Linked DNA regions of Homo sapiens: region 1 is linked to region 2. Evidence: read pairs that join two places in POLR2A ChIA-PET (ENCODE). Cell type or tissue: MCF 10A. All regions are shown on one strand. Each heading gives the region's core, and the rest is flanking DNA. Links, peaks and the distances in the headings are about the cores only. Region 1 overlaps SKAP2 (src kinase associated phosphoprotein 2). Region 2 overlaps HOXA3 (homeobox A3).

Region 1 (5,379 bases), core at 65-5,064, 250 kb after region 2:
CCGATTCTTCCTACAGTCCCACACTCTTTCAAAAAAAACTTTGTCATAAAATAGTAACATGGATCAGTATTTTAAAAACATGTTTGGGGGCGTTAGAGGGCACTATGTAGAGTGTTTATTGCAGCCTTTTTTTTTTTTTTCTGAATTTTTATAAAACTGAAATGACCTTTTAAAGAAAAAAACTCTTGGGGGCAATTCATTGTTATTACTTCCAGTGATAGAAAATAGATTGTTTGTTTAAACTTGGATTGTATAATGAAAATATAAAATAGGCAATTAAATACTCATGGAAGAGGAAATCAAAGGCAAACATTGAGTGAAAATAACATTAAGCAGACTATTCCCCAGTCATTGGGCCAGTGATTCTTCCTATTGAGTCTGGTTGGAAGACGAATCAGCAGTAGGGATGTTGCTTCTTCCCTTATTCCACTTTCTTGCAAAAGTTACTGTAATGATCTCAGGGGAGCCAGTGATCTTTTCCATTTCAGCTAATATCGAAATATCCAAAGGTTGCTTGCTGTTCTGGGCACAAAATTTAAAGCTTTTAGAGCAACATGCTTCTTCATAAGTTTTGTTATTTTGAATTCACTTTAGAAGTCTGTGTCTAATTTGCACTGGTACTAGATTATGTCTCTATGTCCCCCACATCAAAATATAACTCAAAGAAAGAGAAGCTGTGACATTTGCTTTCATTTCATTTTCATACTTTTTTTTAACACATTAGTTGTTAATATAACTCAAGGAAAGGGAAGCTGTGACATTTGCTTTCATTTCATTTTGATACTTATTTTTTAATACATCAGTTGTTAATATAACTCAAGGAAAGAGAAGCTGTGACATTTGCTTTCATTTCATTTTGATACTTAAATTTTTAACACATTAGTCGTTAATAGACTTCAAACCATAAGCTATTTTTTTTAAATTATTACAGTATTCTTAATTATTTTACTTGTCATATTGACTTAGTGAAAAATTACCTGTACACATTTATTATGAATGTATAAAAGTTTAATTGGCTTTCCTCATTGGATCAAGATACTTTTGTAATCAAGAATTACAAACATTCTATCACATATACTAGGTTTTAAATGGTTAATTGTAAGTACAGTTGAAAGATTATTAGATTATTATACTACTTTGAACTATTTATACGTAATATTGTTTTGATGCTATACAAAGTAGTTAAGGAAAAAGAAAGTAAAACACAAATCCCTTCCATATGAAATAATCAATGATTTATAGCCATGCCTACTTAAACATCTTTAATGATATCCTCCATATTAGATATTTCAAAATGAGGTGTGAAATTCTGAAAATAAAATTAAAATTGCACAGTATTTCATGAATAATAAGAATGGAACTAGTATAAAAATTAAACCTGTAAGGACTTGTTGGAATTTTACACTAGAGAGACCCAGACAGCACCGTAATTTAGAAGTTTACTAAAATTAAAAAAAGAGGCTATGAGGGAATGTTACATGAAGCCACAGAAATCTTGTTTCTTGGTGACTATATTTTTATATAGTGGAAGAACTTATGTTTGTACTTCTTCCTTAAGAAATATTTCAGGTGGTAATACCAAGGCAAGAAGCAAGAGCTCACAAAACTACACAGCTGGTTATCTTTTTTATTTGAGGGTAGTCAGAATGAGTGTGTAGGTAGGAAGAAGGAGGGCTTGATTTGGGAATCTTGGCTAGAAAAGTGGATTTACTTTTTCCTTTAAAGCATTACATGTTGGATATACCTGAAAATTGATTATACTAGGGAAAACAGACCCTTGCCAGAGACATTAGCTTGTATTGACATAATAATATGAATGACATTTTCACACAGGAACTTACAAAATACTAGAAAATGATATTAACACATGCTTAAAAGCTTGGTGCTTGCTTCCATATAAAGAATTTGTTTTATGGGGCACCATAGTTTATTAAAACTTGGTGTGTGCTTCTTCCTTGTTTAATGATGCCAAACATCCAAATAGTATTTGCTGTGGTAAGCATAAGTAGAACTTACAAATTTTATTAGCTAAGTGGTGATCAGATTTGTTCAACTTAGTATTTGAAACACACTTCAACTGTTATGCTTTGGAATGATAAATAACTATAACAAATTGTACAGGTATTAACACTTATATGTAGAAACAATCATTGTCCTATTTATCTTCACAAAACCTTTATTTCTTATAATTTGTATCCTGTTTCTTATATTGCATGGTTTAGATGTTGAAACATTTGTAGCAGATATACTGAAAGGAGAAAATTTATCCAAGAAAGCAAAGGAAAAGAGAGAATCCCTTATTAAGAAGATAAAAGATGTAAAGTCTATGTAAGTCACTTACCTTTTGTTTACTGATTTCTTACATAGAAGCAGTTTTGTAACTAACATTTTAATAAGAAATCGATTATTATGGAGTTAAATTTTTCATGTTCCAGTTTAACTGATGTTAAGTATTTTTGAAGGGCAAAAAATATATTTCCACTATATAGTTTTTAAACACAGATATGCTTATCATAGTACCCTTCTTGATTATGTATTTTTCTGAGCATTCTAGCAGAGTTCAGCTGTTTATTTTGATTATCTGAGGGTATATTTGGTTTAAATGATAAGACAAAGGTGGATTGAGGACTTTAATATACAGAAAATACCTGACACTGAAGAAAGAGAATTCTTTTGTTACTACTTTAAATGAATAAATGTAATATATTTACATGTCATAAGTATTAAAGATATATCCTCATTTTACTACTGTACTTAGATCCTTAAAAATTATTTTATTTAAAATTTTTAAGCATTTTGGAATTGTCATTTCAGGACAGGAATTAGTTTTTTTCTAATGTATATCTAGGTGTGTATTTTTAATATAGATTTTGGATTTTAATTATTGTTACTGATTAGACCTTGTTTTGATTTTTCAACCTCATTTAAAAATATGTTCTTTGTTTTGTAGCTATCTTCAGGAATTTCAAGACAAAGGTAAGTTTTCATGTTTGGCAAACTTGAAAATTTTTTTCCTCTGTGGAAATTTTCAATAGGATAATCTAACACATACTGAAATTTGATAGTTGGAATTAAAATTTAGATTTCCGTAATGTGTACTTAGACCTTCAAGATGAGAGTGCTAGCTCCCCCTGCTGAGAAGAAAATTAAAAAGTATATCCAGAATTTACTCTGCACAGTCTTCTGATGCGGAAATCTTAGGCATTTAACATTCTTAGGTTTTGTGTTTCTTAGAGTACATTGTGGCAGAAATTTGTTAGGAAAGGTAAAAACGTGCAATTACACGTGGAATAACTTGGTGAAGCAGAGGTGAGATACTAACCCACTGCCATTTAACACTGCAGAGATTATTTTATAGTGGTGGTGGGAGAAGGTCCTGTGGCTGAGTGCTCACAGGTAATGTTTTTGAAGGATATTTTGAAAACAGTGTAAATTTTTGTTTGAGAACAAACAATAAAATCTTTTTCAAGTGAAAGTTTTTATTTTCCTTGTGGTTATTTTGATATGAATACATAGGGGCCATAGACATTTTTTAAAGAAGGGAATTCAGTTTCATTTTTTTTTGAAATATGTGAGAATGCTGATAACCTGATTGTCTCCCTCTAGATTTGAGAGACAGCTGCTTAGCAGACTGAAAACCAGATCAGGAAAGGTATAGGAACTTCCTACTACTTTATATATTCAATTCTTTAGGGGAAACTGGGTGTGGCCCTTACTTCCATGATACTTATTCATAGGTTATGATGTACAGCTTGTGGATGCTGGTGTGAGGGTTACAATATGAGGTTAGTTAACCTCCATGGAGCTAGGTTCTGGGTTTGAGGAAGACACACAGTATGGCATCTTCTAACTGAAGCTAGCAGATCCCAGAGTAAATCATATTTGTGCCAACTGGTAAGTGAGAAGGTGGTAACAGTTTCAATAAACAAAGAACTTAACCAGACAAACCTAAAATCAATTAAAAGGAAGTCACAGTTTATTTTCCCATTAGATCATCAAGATTGGTATGATTGAAGGGAATGAGAAGAGATTTTTTTTTCATATTAAGATTTTTAACACTTAAATAAAGAAATGAGCAGGAAACTATTCCCTGTAAGTACCCAGTTTTTTTTGTGCTCTACAAGAAATCCTAAACTATGGGTTTAATTATGCTACATTTTGTTTAGACGAATGTATAAATGAATTTATGCATTTTAATTACGATAACTTTTATTATGTAGTATACTTTATGGAAGAATATTAGATATCAGATTCTGCCTCTCTTAAAAGGCATATTATTTCCAGTGATTATCGAACTTGCATTGTGCTTTGTGGCTTAATTATTTGTACATTTAAAATTTTTAAGCTAAAAAAGCATGATATGAAGTAATTGTGTAATTGCATATGGATCAGTAATAGTTGGGAAGCTTTCCCTTTGGTATTTTGTTTTAGAATTCGTTCAGGTGTGTGGATATTAAAATTACATTACTGAGATACATTCTTTGTCTCTAAAGAGAATGGAAATTTATATGGTATTTGATAGAAATTGAAAAATGAGCATAAAATGGAGTTCAAATAGCATAGAATTTAGAGATTGCTCATAATCATTTTCCTCTGAATAAGTCATTTGTAGTTCAATACTGCTGTATTGAGTTAACTAATCACAAAGAGTGCCTGTTCAGAAGTAAGCCTGTAGATGAATTAGATGTATACCTTGGAGAAATATGAGCTGAGTACTTTTATGCCATTGTGTACTCAAAGTATATTCAGCTTTGTTCTAAAAAGACTATTCCTGTACTTTGTTAGGCATAGTAAAGGGTACAGACCTAATAGTTGCAAAGTAATTATTCAATATATAGTACATCTTTTTTAAAAATAGGAATTTATTTTCAGGTCTCTACATTGAGTAAATTCAATTCTAAGTACGTTTTGGTGGTGCTGCCTTTTCTCCACCTTACATTTTCCCTTTGAGGTTTTGGATTATCTTTATCCAAGAAGGTCTGGGCAGAAGTCCTTTTGGCTGCTTTCCCGTCCTTTCTCTTCCCTCTTGTCTCTCTCTCTAGTCAATGTAGGGTCACATTGTGAACATAACCTTTTTCCTCCTTTCTACCTTTACACCCTTATTTTATTTACATATATGCATATATGTATTTTAAATGACAGTTAAGTATCATTTTGATGTCACTATTGGGGGGGTAAAAAGGACCAGGTAGAGAGTTCTTAAATAAAAAGAGTTAATTCAGATTTATTCATATCTAATAAGTCGGTTATTAATTTCTCTAAGGCACACAGATGTGTATCATCCTTCCTTACTTCCCTCACAAATCCTTCCCTTCTACTCTAGATAATCTCCCATCCTGAGATTTAACAATACAGATTTTACAGTTTGAGGTATTTCTT
Region 2 (5,379 bases), core at 251-5,250:
TCCTTTTGGATCCCGGCTCCTGAGAATCAGCTTGCAGCCCTCACTCATTCTCCTTCTCCCCGGAAAATCCCCCAACTCCAGACGCAAGTTAAGCAAATATTTGTAGCTGCCAGTAAATTCCAGCGGTTTTTTATAGCACGGCTCCCTGCGCCCGGGGCCAAGTCGTGCTGCTAAATATTGCTGACCACTTTTTCTTTTATGGCTTTCATGTCACTTAGCTATTGAGAGTAAGATGGATTTGCGCGGAGCCCTCACCGCGCTGCGCTTCTCGCCCCACCAGGTCTGCGCGGGGCGGCCATTGGCGGCGGAGTGTCACGTGACCGCGGGGGCGTGCCAATGTGCGCCCTCACGGGTGTCAAACCCCTGTCAGAGTGTGCGATCAAGATCGTGAAACAACGCGATGCAAAAAGCGACCTACTACGACAGCTCGGCGATCTACGGTGGCTACCCCTACCAGGCAGCCAACGGGTTCGCTTATAATGCCAATCAGCAGCCGTACCCGGCGTCCGCCGCTTTGGGCGCCGACGGCGAGTACCACCGACCCGCCTGCTCCCTCCAGTCTCCCTCCAGCGCCGGGGGCCACCCCAAGGCACACGAACTGAGTGAGGCGTGCCTGCGCACCCTGAGCGCCCCACCTAGCCAGCCTCCAAGCCTGGGAGAGCCGCCCCTGCACCCGCCGCCGCCCCAGGCCGCGCCCCCTGCCCCACAGCCGCCTCAGCCCGCACCTCAGCCCCCTGCACCTACCCCTGCCGCGCCCCCGCCTCCCTCTTCTGCCTCCCCTCCTCAGAATGCCAGCAACAACCCTACCCCTGCCAACGCGGCCAAGAGCCCCCTGCTCAACTCACCCACAGTGGCCAAACAAATCTTCCCCTGGATGAAAGAGTCTCGACAAAACACAAAGCAGAAAACCAGCAGCTCCAGCTCAGGTAAAGGAGTGCCTTCTGGAAGAGGGTCCTCTGGCCTGGCTCCTGGTCCCCAAGCTACTGCCCACGACATCCAGCACAGCCTAGGAGCGATGGAGCATGTCTGGAATTCACTGCTCCCACACCACTGCCCACCAAAAAGGTTTTCATAGTCTTTGCAACTTAGGGAGGTGATAGGCCTCTGTAGGCTGGAAAACACCAGAGACCTGCTGGGAGTCCCTCTGGACTTCTCCAAGGGCAAGTAGGGTCTAGTGCAGTTGGAATCTCTTCTTGCTCCACTCTTGGAGTTAGGACCTCTGTGCAGAAACAACCTGAGCTCCACTGTCTATCTTTTTAGCACAGCTCTTCTAATGAAACAGTGACATCCTCCCCTTACTGAAATGTGGCAGAATAAAAACAGGCCTAATCACCCTCCAAGACAGAATCAATGCTTTGCCTATAATCAGAGCCAATTTTTGCTCCAGCAGATGGAGTGGCTGCCTTACCTCTGGGAAGACCCTACTCAGACTTAGTACAATGAAAGCAGCCAAAGATCTCCTGGGGGAGGGGGATGCAGACTTATCATCCTAATGGGAACCACATGGGCCTCCTGAAAGCGGGCTCCAGTAGAGGAAAGGCCCCAGGCTTTAGGCTTCCTAGCATTTTGGTTACCTTTGCCCCTGCCTTCTCCAGTTGCCAGTGCCCTGCTCTGAGCCTGAGCATCTGGGACTTCCAGAGCTAGGATCTGGGGGGCCAGGGAAGACAGAAGGGTACAAGATTAGTGGACAAAAGCTGGGGCTGGCTGCTTGATGACATAGGGAACCCTAAAGAATAGGACCTAGCATGAAGGGCCTAGGCCTCCCCACCAGAAATACCTTCAATGGGATCTCTTCTTTGGGCAGAGAAGGCCTTCCAGTTTGAGGTTTCCAGTCTGCCCATCTCCTCTGGGTAGAGAGAAAAAAGTGGCCAGTTGAAGCTACTGCCTAATTATTGTCAGACAGTGTGGGAGGGAAATGAGTGTGTACATTAGGTTTCCCACATTTCAGTTACTGTGAAGAGAATGGAGATGCTGAGACCGGCCCACAGGGAGGCTGTTGTCCGATAGGCCAAAGGGACCAGTAAATGAGTCAGAAAGTTAATAGCTCTAAACAGAAAATCCAGACCAGGAAGGCAAACCGGGGGTTCTACTTCTCTGTCCTTTCCCCCGAGAAGGCTGTGATTTGCTCCTTGGCTAAATGAGGGAGTATCACTGTTTTACCCACCAGGAGAGAGGATAGCACCTAGTTCCTACTTCTCTCTGGGACCTGACGGATGCAGGAACCTTTGGGGCCTGGTGGAAGGAGGGGCCGGGCTGGGTCAGGGGCTGGGCGGGGCCGCGGCAGCCCCTGACGCCGCTCTTCCTCTCTCTGTCCTCGCAGGCGAAAGCTGCGCTGGCGACAAGAGCCCGCCGGGGCAGGCTTCGTCCAAGCGCGCGCGCACGGCCTACACGAGCGCGCAGCTGGTGGAGCTGGAGAAAGAGTTCCACTTCAACCGCTACCTGTGCCGGCCGCGCCGGGTGGAGATGGCCAATCTGCTGAACCTCACTGAGCGCCAGATCAAGATCTGGTTCCAGAATCGCCGCATGAAGTACAAAAAGGATCAGAAGGGCAAGGGCATGCTAACGTCATCGGGGGGCCAGTCTCCAAGTCGCAGCCCCGTGCCCCCCGGAGCCGGTGGCTATCTGAACTCTATGCATTCGCTGGTCAACAGCGTCCCGTATGAGCCCCAGTCGCCCCCGCCCTTCTCCAAGCCCCCCCAGGGTACCTACGGGCTGCCCCCCGCCTCCTACCCTGCGTCCCTGCCCAGCTGCGCACCCCCGCCACCCCCACAGAAGCGCTACACGGCGGCAGGGGCGGGCGCAGGGGGCACCCCCGACTATGACCCGCACGCTCATGGCCTGCAGGGCAACGGCAGCTATGGGACCCCACACATACAGGGAAGCCCCGTCTTCGTGGGGGGCAGCTATGTGGAGCCCATGAGCAACTCCGGGCCAGCCCTCTTTGGTCTAACTCACCTCCCCCACGCTGCCTCGGGCGCCATGGACTATGGGGGTGCCGGGCCGCTGGGCAGCGGCCACCACCACGGGCCGGGGCCTGGGGAGCCGCACCCCACCTACACGGACCTTACCGGCCACCATCCTTCTCAGGGAAGAATTCAGGAAGCACCCAAGCTCACCCACCTGTGATAGTGGGCTTGGGGCTACGCGCCAGGAGAGTCTCCCCCCACCCACCTTTTTTCTTTGGTTGCTTTTTTTTTTTTTTTTTTTTAGGTTCTTCCTGCCCTTTCCTTCCTTCCTTTTCTCTCTTCTCCGCCCCGCACTCCGTTTCCCGGTTTCCCCCCTCGTTGGTAAGGCGTTTTTATAGTTTATGTGACGTAGCAATCTTGGTTGCTGGAATGGCTGTATCATAGCGATATTTATCTCTTCCTGCTCCTCGATAGGCCACTGGCCCTGCACCCTTTACCTTCTCCACTCTTTGATCAGAAACAGGGTATATGAACAAATTTTCTAGTCGAGTTTTCAATGTGAATTTGTTCTTACATTATGGCTCCCGAGGGGAAGCGATTACTTTTTTTAATTTTAAATTTTTTTTTTAATTGCACTTCTTGTAAAGAGTGAGAAAAAAAATCAAAGGCGCTTTGAAACAGGGGCTCTCTGTGCAAGGATGACTAAGTGTACGTCTTTCCGTGTGTGTATGCTGGTGAACAGTCAGATTTATTTATATTTTTTTGCAAGCATTGAATAATCTAAGTTTTAAATATTATTTATCCCCATCCGTTCGTATTTATATTAAAGAATTCTGTACCCTGATGGTTCAGAAGGGTTCTTGGGCCTTTTGTTCAATTGTGTATTGGCGTACTTAGAATTTTTTTTATTTGAAAGAGAAATATAATTCCTTTAAACGGTAACGATACAATAAAACCAGAGAAGATCCAGCTTTTGAAAACAGTGATTTAGGTTTGTAACATCCGGCAAAACTGAAAAAAAAAATCTGTAAACGCGAAAAATACTAGATTTGTTTTGAGAGTTCTTCATTCCTTGCTGCTCACATTCTGAGAAACAAAAAGAAATAAAGTTTTTATTCTGAATAATATCCGTGTTAAGAAGGGGTTCTTTGGCCGAAGACGTGGGTCTGCGTGGAATTCAGGCCGAGGCGAGCCGGCAGAGCAGGCCGGACGCAGCAGCCCTCTGGCTCCAGCATGGGGCCTGGCCAGGCTATTCGCCTGGAAGCTCGGCGAATTCTCAGGATGGCGGCTGGGGCTCCAGGCGGCTGCGGCAGCTCTGGTAACGCCGTGCGGCGGGCCAGCTGGGCTGCCCGGTTCCCAGCTGCTGCGGAGGCAGGCTGAGGGCGCAGGGGCTGCCGAGTGCTGTGCACGGAAGAAACAAAGACATCCCGGCCCAAGGCGCAGCGGGAGCGCACAGGTGCCCCGCGGCCCAGCCGGGGGATAACGCAGGGCGGTCTTCTGCTCCATGCTCTTCCTCGGGTCAAAGCGGACCAACTAACGCCTAAACCTCGGTATTAGCCAGCCGCGCAGAGGATGCCGAGCACTTTCCGGGAGCAATCGGACTCCTGGTCTCCTCCGGGGATGCTTCGCGGTCTGTTATCGCGTCAGGAGGAAAGAATTGCTCCAAAAATCTGCACGCGGAGCGAAACAGTTTGAAAGGGACTGAGGCTCACCCAGGTCTCCAGCAAACGGAGGACTGAACTGGGGAGAGTCACCCTGAGCCAGCCCTTCCCTGGACTGCCGGAATCCCAGCATTAGCTTCCTGCTGAATGTAGTATTTGGCATTCTCTGAATTTATTTCCTCTCCTTCCCCCACCCAGCTTTCTTTTTATGGCCCCAGGGGGAGGGGGAGAGAGCAAGGAGATCGGTATCTTTGTAATAAAACTGCAATTTTATAAATTTTTCATTTGATGTTGTAGGAGCTAAATATTACATTTCCACTCCTGGATTTAAGATAGGGCTGCTTACTGACTGGCTAGAAGAGGCAAAAGAAGGCACAGTAAAGGGAAATATTTTCATCTTCAGATTTAAGGATTCCTCGAGAAAGGAATCAAATTCAGAAAATGCAGACCTCAGACCTGCATCCCCATCATCACCCCCTTCAGAGCTAGAAGCGAGGAACTGCTTTCGTCTGGGGATCAGGAGCATCGGATGTGAGAAATAAATCCCTATTCTCCCTGGATTGTATCTTTCAGAGACAGAAGTGGAAAATGTCGCCATTTTGTTTGCAATCCAAAATATCCATCATCATGGCCTTTATCTTCCCCCTGTGAAGCTCCCTCAGATTATCCTTAGAAGCAGGCACTGGAGCCATTTCTGGGTACCTGCTGGGTCCCAACGAGCTGCTTTTAGAGAAACTCCTCATGGTTTAAGGAAAAGGCTCGGAGGATGCCAAGCCAGGCTGCTGTGGAGAGCTCAGTGTTTCTCTCACACC

The links. Peaks named below come from ENCODE experiments on the same cell type or tissue, not always from the same donor. Only the 100,000 strongest peaks of a DNase experiment are listed, where the experiment ranks them.
Region 1: POLR2A ChIA-PET joins it to region 2 with 17 read pairs; 16 of 35 experiments call an interaction of 5 or more read pairs at or near these places.

Annotation. Positions count from the first base shown.
Region 1 is chr7:26,851,734-26,857,112 of GRCh38, reverse strand. It overlaps SKAP2 (src kinase associated phosphoprotein 2), which reads left to right. Exons shown (of 13, transcript NM_003930.5): 2 at 2,223-2,328; 3 at 2,951-2,976. The region is part of intron 2 of LOC124901606 (a long non-coding RNA gene); the gene reads right to left. Among named protein-coding and RNA genes, the nearest start is that of SKAP2, 10 kb to the left of the region's middle. In MCF 10A, for the core only: a CTCF peak has its summit at 3,153 (motif pointing left); DNase peaks (open chromatin) are centred at 392 and 3,132.
Region 2 is chr7:27,105,662-27,111,040 of GRCh38, reverse strand. It overlaps HOXA3 (homeobox A3), which reads left to right. Exons shown (of 6, transcript NM_153631.3): 5 at 281-926; 6 at 2,321-4,031. The coding sequence starts at 401. The coding sequence ends at 3,126. Among named protein-coding and RNA genes, the nearest start is that of HOXA2, 5.7 kb to the right of the region's middle. In MCF 10A, for the core only: no CTCF peak of the experiment used is centred there; DNase peaks (open chromatin) are centred at 2,130 and 2,200.